5 separate regions of the Homo sapiens genome follow, and regions 2, 3, 4 and 5 are each linked to region 1. The links are chromatin contacts, found by Hi-C or POLR2A ChIA-PET in ENCODE. All regions are on one chromosome and are shown on one strand. The core of a region is the stretch at or near the end of the contact, and the rest is flanking DNA. Distances in the headings are between cores, read along the strand shown.

What was found. Hi-C counts contacts between places; a loop is a spot of excess contacts on that map. ChIA-PET counts read pairs that join two places held with the same protein, here RNA polymerase II (POLR2A). Pooled maps may share reads with other maps.
Region 2: a map of CD8-positive, alpha-beta T cell shows a loop between it and region 1 (11-fold over the local background). The contact joins the promoter of SNHG12 here to the promoter of MATN1-AS1 in region 1. A Hi-C loop is called at or near these places in 1 of 168 maps with a recorded cell type or tissue (CD8-positive, alpha-beta T cell) and 7 of 50 pooled maps. POLR2A ChIA-PET finds 5 or more read pairs at or near these places in 2 of 52 experiments (K562 and Panc1).
Region 3: a loop to region 1 is called in a map of CD4-positive, alpha-beta T cell, with 18 times the contacts of the local background. The contact joins the promoter of YARS1 here to the promoter of MATN1-AS1 in region 1. A Hi-C loop is called at or near these places in 2 of 168 maps with a recorded cell type or tissue (CD4-positive, alpha-beta T cell and CD4-positive, alpha-beta memory T cell) and 8 of 50 pooled maps.
Region 4: a loop to region 1 is called in a pooled map, with 5 times the contacts of the local background. The contact joins the promoter of TAF12-DT here to the promoter of MATN1-AS1 in region 1. A Hi-C loop is called at or near these places in 2 of 168 maps with a recorded cell type or tissue (naive thymus-derived CD4-positive, alpha-beta T cell and psoas muscle), 1 of 37 single-sample maps with no recorded cell type and 14 of 50 pooled maps. POLR2A ChIA-PET finds 5 or more read pairs at or near these places in 3 of 52 experiments (PC-3, RWPE1 and SK-N-SH).
Region 5: a pooled map shows a loop between it and region 1 (17-fold over the local background). The contact joins the promoter of GMEB1 here to the promoter of MATN1-AS1 in region 1. A Hi-C loop is called at or near these places in 1 of 168 maps with a recorded cell type or tissue (psoas muscle), 1 of 37 single-sample maps with no recorded cell type and 10 of 50 pooled maps.

Annotation. Positions count from the first base shown.
Region 1 is chr1:30,717,392-30,720,077 of GRCh38, reverse strand. MATN1-AS1 (MATN1 antisense RNA 1) reads right to left here and starts at 1,306. Exons shown (of 4, transcript NR_034182.1): 1 at 513-1,306. MATN1 (matrilin 1) reads left to right here. Exons shown (of 8, transcript NM_002379.3): 3 at 1,121-1,343. RefSeq lists silencers at 694-783, 1,344-1,863, 1,904-2,083 and enhancers at 441-1,016, 1,114-1,283.
Region 2 is chr1:28,581,630-28,584,315 of GRCh38, reverse strand. It overlaps SNHG12 (small nucleolar RNA host gene 12), which reads left to right and starts at 1,333. Exons shown (of 6, transcript NR_146382.1): 1 at 1,333-2,226. RefSeq lists an enhancer at 2,166-2,686.
Region 3 is chr1:32,816,000-32,818,685 of GRCh38, reverse strand. YARS1 (tyrosyl-tRNA synthetase 1) reads left to right here and starts at 1,328. Exons shown (of 13, transcript NM_003680.4): 1 at 1,328-1,498. The coding sequence starts at 1,442. S100PBP (S100P binding protein) reads right to left here and starts at 1,033. Exons shown (of 7, transcript NM_022753.4): 1 at 997-1,033. RefSeq lists enhancers at 77-186, 620-789, 1,157-1,466, 1,215-1,714, 1,715-2,216.
Region 4 is chr1:28,641,953-28,644,638 of GRCh38, reverse strand. TAF12-DT (TAF12 divergent transcript) reads right to left here and starts at 1,383. Exons shown (of 2, transcript NR_146730.1): 1 at 876-1,383. It overlaps TAF12 (TATA-box binding protein associated factor 12), which reads left to right and starts at 1,572. Exons shown (of 6, transcript NM_005644.4): 1 at 1,572-1,647. RefSeq lists a silencer at 1-22.
Region 5 is chr1:28,667,486-28,670,171 of GRCh38, reverse strand. It overlaps GMEB1 (glucocorticoid modulatory element binding protein 1), which reads right to left and starts at 1,388. Exons shown (of 10, transcript NM_001319674.2): 1 at 1,333-1,388. RefSeq lists enhancers at 147-206, 257-306 and silencers at 837-1,126, 1,137-1,246, 1,277-1,416.

The DNA of each region.
Region 1 (2,686 bases), core at 57-2,556:
CCAGGAGCCCAGGCCCCTGGAGAGGAAGAGATTGTACAAAGTCACTCCCCAGGTAGCCCAGGGTAATGATGGTAAAAATAATAGTTGCCCCTTCTGGCTTCTAACCAGGAGTCATCTCACTCAACCTCACCACAACCCTTTTTACAGTTGAAGACACTGAGGCTCAGGAAGGTGACCTGTAGCTTGTGGAGCTGCATTTCTAAACACGGCCTGTCTCAACTGCCTGTCATCAGGACAGGGTGTCAGGACCTGGGGCTAAGGATGGGACCCAGGAATCAGAAACAGACCCAAGTCAGAAGCAGAGAAGCAGCAAAGCGGGACTGGATGCCTAACCCAGACTGGGCAGAGCTGGGAGCGCCCTAGCCTCAGGGCGGGTGCAGACAGGGGGTCACGAAGCCGGATCTCAGTGACAGAGTCCGCCACCTCTTTCTTTCCAGGGTACAGACCAGAGGAGCCTAGTGGGAGGGGAGCAGGCAGATTCTTTCCCTCTCTGGCAGGGGCATGTATCATACCGGGGAGTGGAGGAGGATAAGGGCGGCATCTTTCTTGGGTTGGTCCCTTGGGCATCCACATGGGAGTGGCCCTCCGTCGGTTCCCTGGTCCAGGGTCCCCGGTCTTACCGGGACAAGGACAGCAAGACGGGAGACGGCAGCCCCATCCCTTAGCTTCGGCTGCCATCTGGTGGCCAAAGCGCAGAACTGCACCATGTGGAACCACCGGATCCCCCCACCCAGCCCCGGCCGGGCCTCCCGGGGGCACGAGGGGCGTGGCACGACTCCCACAGCCATCAGCCTGAGGACCCTGCCCTCAGCCGCCTCAGTCTGAGGGGAAGGCATGGCCCTGACCTTAGAGACCCCAATTTGGCGATGGGGCATCACATCCCTCCGGGCATCTCAGAGCTGCCTGCCCGAGGGAGGCGAAGCAGATGGAAAGCCCCCCAGCCACGTCTCTCAGTCAGAGGAAACGGGTCTCCTCTTCGGCCAGCCGGGTCCTCTTCCCCCGGGTGCCGCCTGGCTGTGCGACCCGGCAGTCCTCCCGCCTCTCCGGGCCTCAGCCTCCTCTCCTGGACAGTCCCGTGGGCTTCCGGGAGCCCGGTGTCACACCGCCCCGCGTGTCGCAGGTGGTCATCGTGGTGACAGACGGGAGGCCCCAGGACAGCGTGCAGGACGTGTCTGCGCGGGCCCGGGCCAGCGGCGTCGAGCTGTTCGCCATCGGAGTGGGCAGCGTGGACAAGGCCACGCTGCGGCAGATCGCCAGCGAGCCGCAGGACGAACACGTCGATTACGTGGAGAGCTACAGCGTCATCGAGAAGCTGTCCAGGAAGTTCCAGGAGGCCTTCTGCGGTGCGCGGGCAGGCGGGGGCGGAGCCAGGGCAGGGGCGGAGAAGGGGAGAGCGGCGGGGCGGGGCCAGGGCTGGAGGCGGGACCGAGGCTGAGGCGCAGACGGAGCCAGCGCCGGCGCAGGGCAGGGGCGGGGCCGGGGGGGGGGCAGAGGCGGAGACGGGAGAGAGATAGAATGTCAGTGCCGGGGCGGGGCCGGGGAGGAGCCGGGGGCGGAGGCGGAGACGGAGAGAGTCAGCGCCGGGGCGGGGCAAGGGTGGGGCCAGGGCAGGGGCGGAGACGGAGAGAGCGGCGGGGCGGGGCCAGAGCAGGCAGGGGGCGGGGCCAGGGCAGGGGCGAAGACGGAGACAGTCAGTGCCAGGGCGGGACCGGGGCGGAGGCGGAGAGAGTCGGCTCCAGGGGCAGGGCCAGGGCTGAGCGGGACGAGGCCGTGGCAGGCGCAGAGACTGAGAGTCCGCGCTGAGGCGGGCCAAGGCTAGGGGCGGAGCCAGCGCTAAAGTGAAGACAGAAAAAGTCAGCGTCGGGGGGCGGGGCCACATCAGAGGGCGGGGCCTGGCTGGGGCGGTAGCCTATAAAACGGCGGGAACTGAGTTACACGGCAACATCAGGGCGGGGCCAGGGCTAGGGACACGGCTTAGGTGGATTGGGGGTGGAACCTGGATTAGACTGAGGTGGTGCCAGCACCAGGGGTGGGGCCGTAGCTGGGGCGGAGCCTGATAACGGAGGAGGGTCTCCAGCCCCAGGTTAAGGGAGTTGGGGAGAGGCGATGTTAAGAGTCCTTTTATGGCCGGGCGCGGTGGCTCACGCCTGTAATCCCAGCACTTTGAGAGGCCGAGGCGGGCGGATCACGAAGTCAGGAGATCGAGACCATCCTGGCCAACATGGTGAAACCGGTCTCTACTAAAAATACAAAAAATTAGCCGGGCGTTGTTGCGGGCGCCTGTAGTCCCAGCTACTCGGGAGGCTGCGCCAGGAAAACGGCGTGAACCCGGGAAGCGGAGCTTGCAGTGAGCCGAGATCGTGCCACTGCACTCCAGCCTGGGCGACAGAGCGAGACGACTCCGTCTCAAAAAAAAAACAAAACAAAAAAAAAAACCGCACACACAAAAAACAACAGAGCCCTTTTATGTGGCAGAATCCTGGCAGGGACCAAGGAGGGCCCAGAGCTCAGGAAGGAGAGCTCCCAGAAAACCTACACATGTTTCTGTGTCGTGAGTTTTGGGTGCCAGAGTTTTCTGTGATGCGGGAGAGTCTGAGAGGCCTGGGCACTGGCAGGAGAAGGTTCAGAGCCCTTCTCGGAGGGGAGGTGTGTGTGTGGGTCTTTGGGATGTGACCCGCAGGGGCAG
Region 2 (2,686 bases), core at 84-2,583, 2.1 Mb after region 1:
ACCATGCCTGGGTAATTTTTTTTTTTTGTATTTTTAGTAGAGATGGGGTTTTGTCATGTTGGCCAGGCTGGTCTCTAGTTCCTGATGTCAGGTAATCCACCTGCCTTGGCCTCCCGAATTGGTGGGAGCTACTGCGCCTGGGAGATATACATTTTTTCTTAATGGTTTTTTGACAGCTTTATTGAGGCATAATTGACACAGAATAAACTGCACAAGCCTGGGCGAAAAAGCGAGACTTCATCTCCAAAAAAAAAAAAAAAAGTTTAATAATTTTACTTTTTTTCTTTTTTTTTTGAGACGGAGTCTCGCTCTTGTCGCCCAGGCTGGAGTGTAATGGCTCCATCTTAGCTCACTTCAACCTCCGCTTCCCAGGTTCAAACGATTCTCCTGCCTCAGCCTCCCAAGTAGCTGGGATTACAGGCGCCTGCCACCACGCCCAGCTAATTTTTGTATTTTTAGTAGAAACGGGTTTTCACCATGTTGGCTAGGCTGGACTTGAAATCCTGACCTCAGGTTATCTGCCCCCTCGGACTCCCAAAGTGCTGGAATTACAGGTGGGAGCCACCGCGCCCAGCATAATTATTAAGCTTTTAAAGCGTAAACAAACGGCCGGGCGCGGTGGCTCGTGCCTGTAATCCCAGCACTTTGGGAGGCCGAGGCGGGTGGATCACGAGGTCAGGAAATCGAGACCATCCTGCCCAACATGGGGAAACCCTGTCTCTACTAAAAATACAAAAAATTAGCCGGGCGTGGTGGCGGGCGCCTGTAATCCCAGCTACTTGGGAGGCTGAGGCAGGAGAATGGCGTGAACCCGGGAGCGGGAGCTTGCAGTGAGCTGAGATGGCGCCACTGCACTCCAGCCTGGGCGACAGAGCAGCTCCGTCTCAAGAAAAAAAAAAAAAAGCATAAACTACAAAAAAAAAAATTGACTCTTAGACTTCATAAAAATTAAAAAACTTTTAGCAGGCTGGCTGGCGTGTGGAGACCAGACTGTCGGGAGCAACAGCAGGATCTGGGAGATAAGAGACTATTGCTATCATCTGGGTCAACGATTAGGGTAACATCAGTGGAAGGGGTAAGAAACAGTCAGATTATTGATACATTTTAAAGGTAGAGCACACAGGAGTTGCTGATGGCTTGGACATGTGATGTTAGAGAAAGAGAGGAGTCCAGGACCACAGGCATGCGCCCCCACGACCTGCTAAAGTAGTACTTACTTTTTATTTTATTTTATTTTTTTGAGACAGAGTCTCGTTCTGTTGCCCAGGCTAGAGTGCAGTGACGCGATCTCGGCTCTCTGCAAGCTCCGCCTCCCGGGTTCACGCCATTCTCCTGCCTCAGCCTCCCGGGTAGCTGGGACTACAGGCGCCCGCGACCACGCCCGGCTAATTTTTTTTTGTATTTTTTTTTAGTAGAGACCGGGTTTCGCCGTGTTAGCCAGGATGGTCTCGATCTCCTGACCTCGTGATCCACCCGCCTTGGCCTCCCAAAGTGCTGGGATTACAGGCGTGAGTAACCGCACCCGGCAGTAGTACCTACTTTTTAAAGTGTAAGCAAGGAAAGTTGGCCCGCACCTGTAGTCCCATCTACCTGGGAGGCTGAGGTGGAAGAATTGCTTGAGCCCAGTTGGTCGAGGCTGCAATGAGCCTTGATCACGCCACTGCACTCCAGCCTGGGCAACAGAACAAGACCCTGTCTCAAACAAAAAAGTGTATGTAAGAATAAAAATTAATAGATTAGGCACAGGATGGGTGTTTAATTCTCGGCAATCACCACTAAGTTTTCATACTGAGGCTTATTCATTCCATGGGCAAAACATTGCGCTATGTGTGGTGCCTGGGGTGGGCTCCAAATTCCAGTCCTCTCCTCGCTTGCGATAGCTGTGTGATCCATTCCTAAGTTTCCTTATTTGTCCACAGAGCGTACACAGGGTTTTTATGAAAACTAGATCAGATAATCAGACACAGTTAAAATAGCACGCGCTCAGTAAAATTACATATTAGTGGAAGAGACAAGCCTTGAATAAATCGCCTTTCGGGGAGTATGACCCCCTCCCCGAAACCCACTCAGGCGCTGCTCGCTCGCACGCCCACTGAGCTCGGAGCGGAGCCCGAGCCCTTTCCCAGCACACAGGGTTCATTTCCAGACTGAAAGACATCCCAGAGACAACTCCAGAGGCCAAGGCGGGTCGGCTTCCTGCGTGGGCCCAGCGCCGGGCACTGAAAGGTGAAGGCGCTTCTTCCGCTCGGAGGAAAGCCTCTGGCGGTTCTCGCTTCGCGGGCTCGGGATGGACACGCGCGTAGGGCTGGGGAGGTGACGCGCGGACAACGCCGGGGCGAGCAAACTACAACTCCCAGGCAGCTGTGCGCCACGCGGGCGGCCTACTGTCGGGTGTGGCCGCGAGGGGCGGCCTATATAAGCTCTTGCTCGCGGCTTCAGCGCCCTTTCTCCCCGCCGCATTCCCGGTGTCGACTTACTAGCTGCAAGCCTCTGCCTGCCTTCCTGCGCGCCGTTCCCCGCTAGTCGCTGCTGCTGGCGCGCACTCGCCGGGTTTTTCCTCCCACGGCCTCGAGATGGTGGTGAATGTGGCACGGAGGAGCCGGGCCTTCCAACCCGGTGGGCCCGAGCTCCGAAAGGCCCCCTCGGCAGTGAGAGGGGCGGGAGCCCGCGGGGGCCGCGCCCTTCT
Region 3 (2,686 bases), core at 79-2,578, 2.1 Mb before region 1:
AAATCTTTGCTTTAGGTAACATTTCACTAGATGAGGGTGCCAGGATTCTCCTCCCACATGGACACAGAGAACAGATGCGCTAAGCTGCAGCAACAGGTTTCTTTTCAAAAAGAAAATGTGCTTTAAAACACTTCAGGCAGGTCTGGTAGAGCTTGGAGTCCCTAATAAATACACAAAACACCGGAGATCAGGTTAGGGCAGGCCGTGGGCAATTCAACCACTTCTAGGACCTTTCCAGGGCCCACTGAGGTAATAACTGCTTTCCCTCTTGCCCTGGAAGTAACTGGTGACGCCGCCTCCAGCCCTTGAGGAGCCGGAGAAAGGGTGGCCCAGGCCCAACCTTTGGAGGATACTGCCTTGGCTCTCTCTCACAAATGCAACGGCCCGGGACGGTGTCGCCTTCCAGGAAGGGCCTTTGCGTCTCCCTCCCCCGGGGACACCGCGAATTCCCGCCTCCCGGCGGAAAGCGGGAGAAGCGAGAGTTTTCTCCCCGCCCCTCCCCCAGTAGGGGCAAACCCGCCCCTCAGCAGGCCTGTGCTGTGCGCTCCTCTCCCGGGGACCACCGTCCTCAGATCTCCCCAGGGAATGGGTCGTCCTCTTCCTGCCCCCACCCGCGAGACGCGGCAGAAAAGCCCGCGGCTATCTTCCCGCCAGCAACAGCCTCCCGCCGAGCCGGCCGGGACAGAGGCGGCCCCCACCCCCACTGGGCAGGGGACTGCAGACGGCGCTCCCCGACTCTCAAGACGACCAGGGAGCTTCCCTTTTCCTCAGCGGGGTGAGGGGCATCTGTCGCCCGCCGACTTGGAGGTGGAGGGGCAGGGACATTCCCTCGCCATCACCTCAGGAGCTAGAACGCGCCCTTCTCGCAGCAGGGCGTGGGCCTCCCAATCCCTCCAAGGGGCGGACGGCGTGCGCAACCCCCTGGAGAAGCAACAGGCGCCCCCATCCCCCTCCAAGCCGGGTAACGCCGACCCCCTCGTCCCTCCCGCTCTTCACCTCCGGAAGCCGGGCCAAAGCCTGGGCGAACGACTGCGCCTCACTCCGCCCCCTGCGCCATTTTATCGCCCCCTCCCCGACCTCCCCTACCCCGAGTCAGCCGGGCCAACACCAGGGGGAGGGCAAACCAGCAGTGATTGGCAGGAAACCGTCCCGCCTCTAGGAGGGTTGTGCCCCGCTCAGGCGCCTCAGCCCCGCCCTCCGCACCGCCCACCGTGCCCACTGGCTCCACCTTTTCCCGTCTCATCGACCTGCTCGACTCTCTGCTGCTCCTCACTTTTTCCGGCCGCTGCCGGAGGGGTCCAGGCCGAGTAAGCGGAGCGCCGAGCCCAGCTGATGCAACCTGGCTGGACTCGCGTGACAGTTCCCGGCACGCGGCGGCGACGGTGACCCAGGAAGGGGCTCTGGTGCCGGGCTGAGCGGGGGAAGCAGGGGTAGCGGAGCCATGGGGGACGCTCCCAGCCCTGAAGAGAAACTGCACCTTATCACCCGGAACCTGCAGGTCAGGCCTGGGGGTTGGAAATGCGCCGTTGGGGATTAGGAGCCCGAGGTTCAGTGATTTTGAGCCCCATTACGGGGTTCTAAGTATGTGGGGCCGGGGACTCGGCGCTGGCGCAGCTCTGAGAGAGCCTGTAGATCTCACTGCTGGTCGGTCAGTCAATCAAGCAGCCCTTCCCTGGGTTCCCCAGAAATCACAGTGGGCTCACCTCTTGCGTCCAGTTGTCTTGTGTTGGAGCCAAACTTTGAATCCAGGACTCCCATTCCACCCCCCTATTAAGTGCCAGACGTGGTGCTTAGTCGCTGGGGATACGTCAAGGGCCTGCCAGAGCTTGTCTGAAGGGGATCAGACGTTAAAAATGACCCATTACGGTTCAAGTAAGTACTGGAAGATGCTATACTGGGAGCTTTAAAGGGAAAGAGAGAAGGGAAGGCTTCCCTGAGGAAGTGACCTCCAAACTGCGCCTTGAAGGAAATGGATCCCCCCCCCTCACTCCACAAATGTTCCGTTTGTTACCAAGAACTACAGGAGTAGAAGTGAACCAGAGGAAGAATGGAAGAATAAGGAGGGAGAGCATTTCAGATGGAGGAAACAGAAATTGTGGCAAATTTAGCTGGAGTGGAGTGAGCAAAGTTATGAGGAAGCACTTAAATATTTATATTGCTTACCCCTTAACTTTTTCAGGCTTCTGACTGTTGTCACCTTATCAGCGACGCATGATTTCCGACCACTTTATTTAAATAACAAACCCTCTGGCACCAGAACTGCCCCATACCTTGCTCTGCCTTTTTTTTGTTATTGTTTCTACATAGTATACATTTTATTTATTTGTTTAAGAGAGGTAGGCAGGGACCAAGTCACGGGAGCCTTGCAGGCCTTATTCTGTTCAATTTTAAATTGGGCTTCCTTCTAAGAGTAGTGATAAATCAGTTGGGCCACACAGCCTGTTCTGTTTTTTCTTTTTAGAGATGTACTTCACATACTATAAAATTCACCCTTTTAAAGTGCACAATTCAGTGGGTTTTAGTATGTTCACAAGGTTGTGCAACCATCACACTATCTTTTTTTTTTTTTTTTTTTTTGAGGCGGAGTCTCGCTCTGTCGCCCAGGCTGGAGTGCAGTGGCCCAATCTCGGCTCATTGCAACCTCCGCCTCCCAGGTTCACGCCATTCTCCTGCCTCAGCCTCCCGA
Region 4 (2,686 bases), core at 134-2,633, 2.1 Mb after region 1:
TTTTGTGCAGTTGCTAATGGTCTGTTTCCCACTCTAGGTTGCAAACTTTCTAAGGACAGAGATCATCCGTCTTAGCCACCAGTTATGTACTCAGCACATAGCAAAAGGCTTGTCACACAATGAGACTCAAACACTTGTCAAATGAACGTATATACATTCAACCTGGGTCTTAAAAAAGATGTATAGGCATTCAACAACAAAAAGTGGTATGCCGGACCCTAAAAAGAATGGAGAGCAGTGGCAAGGAAATAAGGCTAGGAATACAGCTTAGAGCCCAATGTTCATGAGGACTTGAATCTGAGAATTTGGATTGGGTGGCAGTGTAGAGGGTGGACTGGGAACGTGGTAGGATGAGGATTAGGAAGATATAAAGACAGGGCAGGATGCCGCACCAATCTGGGCACCTCTTCCTAATTTCTATGTGGCTCACTCTGGCCTGTCACAGCTCTTTATACAATTTTTGGTGTGTTTGTGGGTTCTTCTCCATCTTACTGTGAACCTTACAGATGCTGGAATTGGGTCTTACTTGCATGCCTAACATTCCAGCATACAGTAAAAAATAACAGCTGTTCTCTTTTTTTTTTTTTTGAGACAGAGTCTCGCTCTGTCGCCCAGGCTGGAGTGCAGTGGCGCGATCTCGGCTCACTGCAACCTCCGCCCCTCCAGGTTTAAGCAGTTCTCTGCGTCAGCCTCCGGAGTAGCTGCGATTACAGGCGCATGCCACCACGCCCGGCTAATTTTTTGTATTTTTAGTAGAGACGGGGTTTCACCATCTTGGCCAGACTGGTCTTGAACTCTTGACCTCGTGATCCACCCTCCTCGGCCTCCCAAAGTGCTGGGATTACAGGCGTGAGCCACATAACAGCAGTTCTCACCAAGCATCTGACAGCCGAAAAACTGAAAGCATTAGAGAATGCTACAGGACAGGCTTTGGCTTAGTAGTGAGTTCTGAGTTCAAGCTGAGGCTCTGCACTTATTAGCTAGAACTTTGCTTAATCTCTCACAGGTCTCCTCTAAATGATTAAATGGCGTAACGGAGGTAAGCGGATTAGCACAATTCCCGGCAAACAGTAAGCACTCAATTGTTACTACTGAATTGCCAGTTCACAGGCACAACCAACCGATCTCTCTCATCTCCTGGTTCCTCTGTTGCCAACTTCCTCGTTGAGGTCCAACAGGATACCTGTGGGGTAATGTGTCCCAGATGATATCCCAGTCCTGACACCAAGACAAAGGCACCAACCAAAAATGGCGACCTCAAAGCCATCCGAGGGCGTCAATTACCCGTCATGCTACCGATAGATAAATAAGCAGCGTCGGGAAGAAAAGCTAGTGAAGGATTCTTAACGCCGGGTTGGAATACGCAGAGCTCGCTCATGCTGCCACTCAACCACAAGCAGTTAAAAGCGCAAGCTGCAGGGTGTACCTACACACAGCTCAATATCGCCACCACGTGTCGGAGGGCAGTCTGCGCCTGCGCAAGCGAGGCGCGCGCCCGCCGGCCGGAAGAGCCGCGCGTTTCCGGGTTGGAGGCGGGGAGCGGTGCCGGAAGTAGTCGGGGAGGGCCGCGCAGTCGGACCGGCTGCTGAGACGAACGCTTCACTGGGGCAGTCTCTGCATATCATGGGGAGATAGACGCTGCTGCCTGTGAGTCTTGGGCCCTGGCAGTTGAGGAACAAGAGCGGGAGGAGGGAGTCAGGACCCAGACCTACAGTGGGTCAGTGTTCGAAGGACCAGGTTGTGGACGAGACGGGGCTGTGAGGATTCAGGCTCTTGGGAAGGGACTGACTGAGAGGATCAGGCTCGGAGAAGACGCGGCTGTGGGGACCCGGGCTCTAAGACGGGACTTAGGGAACGGGGACGGATGCGAGTTCTCCGGCATCTGAGGGAAAGTGGTCTGAGAGGAGCAGGATTATGAGGACCCGCACTCCTACGAGGAAAGGGTCAGAAAGGAACGGGGCGTGAAGACACAGGCTCCGGAGAGGTAAAAGTGGAGCGGTGAGGACTTGGGCTCCTAAGAGGCAGAAGCGGGACAGTGAAGACCCGGGCTCCTAAGGATTCAGAAACGGGGCAGCGAAGACTTAGGTTCCTGAGGGGCAGAAGCAGACAGAGAAAACTTGAGTTTGGAAGGGAACAGAAGCGGGCAGTGAAGACTGGGGCTTCTTTGGGGACGGGATCCGGGCTTTGAGACTCCGAGTTCCTGAGTCTCGGAACAGGGCTGTGAGTACCCAAGCTCCTAAAAGCCTTGGATCTAAGGGACCATGGATATGAGATCAGCCTACAAAGTAAAGGGAAAGGGTTTGGAAAAGATTTAGTGATCCATTTTTTCACAGTATTCCCTGAACCCAGAGAGATAAAGGACGTATTCAGGGGAAGACAACTTCTCCTTCGCACTGCCTACTTGGCTCTTGGCAAGCTTTTCTTGTGTCAGATACTCAATCTAGGAAGCCCATATGCAAACATCTTCATTTTCTGCTTCATTCTTGGGAATCAGATGTGAAGTTGAAAACAGTTGGAACTCAGTTATGTACTTGATAAGTGCTTTAAATCCCATTCCACTCAACCCTGAATGAGCACAGATCTCTGCATCTCAAATAAAAGAATGTCAGTGATGGAAGAGTCCCAAAAGATCATCTTTTAAAAACTCCTATTTTACATTTAAGAAGGCTAAGGTTCAAAGAGGCTT
Region 5 (2,686 bases), core at 139-2,638, 2.0 Mb after region 1:
AATAAATAAATAAATAAAAAGGGTCCCCAAATGCACTTTGGTAACTATTAGAAGAGGCAAGGAGGAAGAAGATAATCCCTCAAGACTAGAATTATGTCTGACAGTCTCTTTTCCTAAAACCCGTCTTGATTGGCCTAAACAGACACCAATCAAGGCCCCATCTGTGTCTACTAGGAAGTGGTTTTGAGATTTCTCTCATCTTGAGAGAATCCAGGGCTGCGCCTGCTCTGCTGTCTAGGTCAAGACTTCACCCTCTTGTCTTGTGGATCATCCTCCAAAGACCCTCGGGTTGAGATTTTGCCTTCATCTCTCCTGCCCCTCAATTAGATAACACCTGGCCAATTCCTGTCATTTCAGAAAGCGGGAACACCTTAAGCATCTTTCCTCAACGATCTCTGCTTCTCTCAAAAAGATAGGTTTCTCCATCCCCTGACCGAGCGGGTTACTTTGTTCTCCACCTAGACATCAAGAGGCACCTAGACACCTTCCATCCCCTCAGGTTTGGACGCTGCTCTTTCGTACTTCAGGAGGCTCTAGGAGTCTTCCTACCACGCGCTCATCTGTGGGGAGACCTGGGCCTGCTCACTTCCCCTTAGAGCTCCTCTTCCTTCCCTGCCTTTGGAAAAAACCTGCCCTTTTTTCCCTTGTTCTGAGTGGCCGAGGCCTCTACCGCGCCCCTCGGGATAAGCTGGACTCTGCTCTCCTCAGAAGAACCCACTCTGTACTCTTGCTCTCCCGCCAAGGCTCCGAGAGGGTCTCCTCCCAGGCGGGCATCCGGGCTTCCAGCACCTATCGTCCCCCTCCCACTGGGCAGGACCCAGGCCTCCAACCAGCTCCTCATCCAAGGGCCCGGTGCTCCCCGGACCCCGCCTTTGGGGATACCCCAGGCTCCCCGGACCCCTCGATGGGGTCCTGGGCGCCTGGCCCTCTCAGTCCGGAGTCACTCCGGCCCCTCCTGGCCCCTGAGCCGAGTACTTCCGGGCCCCTCGGTCCGGGGGCGCCGGGGCCCCCCCAGTGGTGGACTCGCCGGTTCCCGCCGCCCTGGTCTGGGGCCCGAGCCCCGGCGGCGCGGCCGGCTGCGCTGGGGGCGGCCCGGCGGCTCGGGCGGACCCAGCGGCAGCGTCCCCCCACCCCCCCGCGGCGCCGCGACGTCCGCTCGCTCCCCGGCGGCGGCGGCGGCACGCACAGGGCGTGGGGAGGCGCCCGCGGAGGCAGCAGCCCCCCGCCCCCTGCGCGCCCGCCCGCCCTCGCCGGCCGCCGCGCGGCCCCCGCGCCCGCCCCCCCGCCCCCACCCCACCCCGCGCCCGCGCGCCCACCCCTCCCCCTCCTCACCGTCTCCGTCGGGCGGGCGGGCGGCGAGCGGCCAGGGCGGGCAGGCGACGGAGCATGCGCAGAGGCCGCCACGGCAGCTACCGCCACCGCCGCCGCCAGGCCGGGCTTCAACACTTCCGGCCGCCGCCGCCGGAGAGCTGGCGCCTTAAAGGGGACGCGTCCCTATTGCCGGTCCCACCGAGGATTAACCTTAGCCAAGGGATTTGGGCCTTACCTAAGCAGAATTCTTTCGCCCTTGAAAATCAGTGTTGGAAAGGTCGCTAGAGACCCCAGTAACTCTCCTTCCCGCACTCATAGATGAGGAAAATAGGCCCTAAATGAAAGAATCACCTCAACCACAATTGAGGGCCAAGCTAGCTTTCTCGACTCCTCTGGAGGACTCTACTCCATTTACCTCCCCAAATCCTGTTTTATGAAGTTTACATCTTATCGGACCCTTCAAGTTACAATCCAGCTATCAGTTTGCAATCAGAAGATCTGCATAGATCAGTAACTGGTCACGAGTCCTTGAGCAAGCCCTAAGCATTGTCTGACCCGTGCCTGTTTGCCAAGTTTTTCCTGCTTGTGAGTTTCTGGGTTGAAGTCTTGACTCCCCTGCTGGAAGTGTAAACGACTCTGGAGGAATTTCTTGACAGCTCTAAACCTGTTTCCGATAAGACATAATGTGAGTGCTAAAGAAGGTGATACCTGCATGAAAAGTGCTTCAGAGAGTTCCTGGGGTCAGTAATAGTAATTAACAAGTATTAAGACCTTTATTTTTTATTTATTTATTTATTTTTTTAGACAGAGTCTTGCTCTTTGGCCAGGCTGGAGTGCAGTGGCGCGATCTCGGCTCACTGCAGCTTCAGCCTCCTGGGTTCAAGTGATTCTCCGGCCTCAGCCTCCCGAAGAGCTGGCACTAGAGGCGCGCGACACCACGCCCGGCAATTTTTTTTTTTTTTTGTATTTTAGTAAAGACAGGATTTCACCATGTTGGCCAGGATGGTCTCAATATCTGACCTCATGATCCACCCGCCTGGGCCTCCCAAAGAGCTGGGATTACAGGCGTGAGCCACCGCGCCCGGCCGTATTAAGACCTTTCTATGGCCAGGTGTGGTGGCTTACGCCTGTAATCCCACACTTTGGGAAGCCGAGGCGGACAGATCACTTGAGACCAGGAGTTCGAGACCAGCCTGGGCAACATGGTGAAACCCCGTCTCTACTAAAAATACAGAAATTAGCCGGGCGTCGTGGCACGCGCCTCTAGTCCCAGCTACTCAGAAGGCTGAGCCAGGAGAATCACTTGAACCCGGGAGGCGGAGGTTGCAGTGAGCCGAGATCAGGCCATTGCACTCCAGCCTGGGCAACAGAGTGA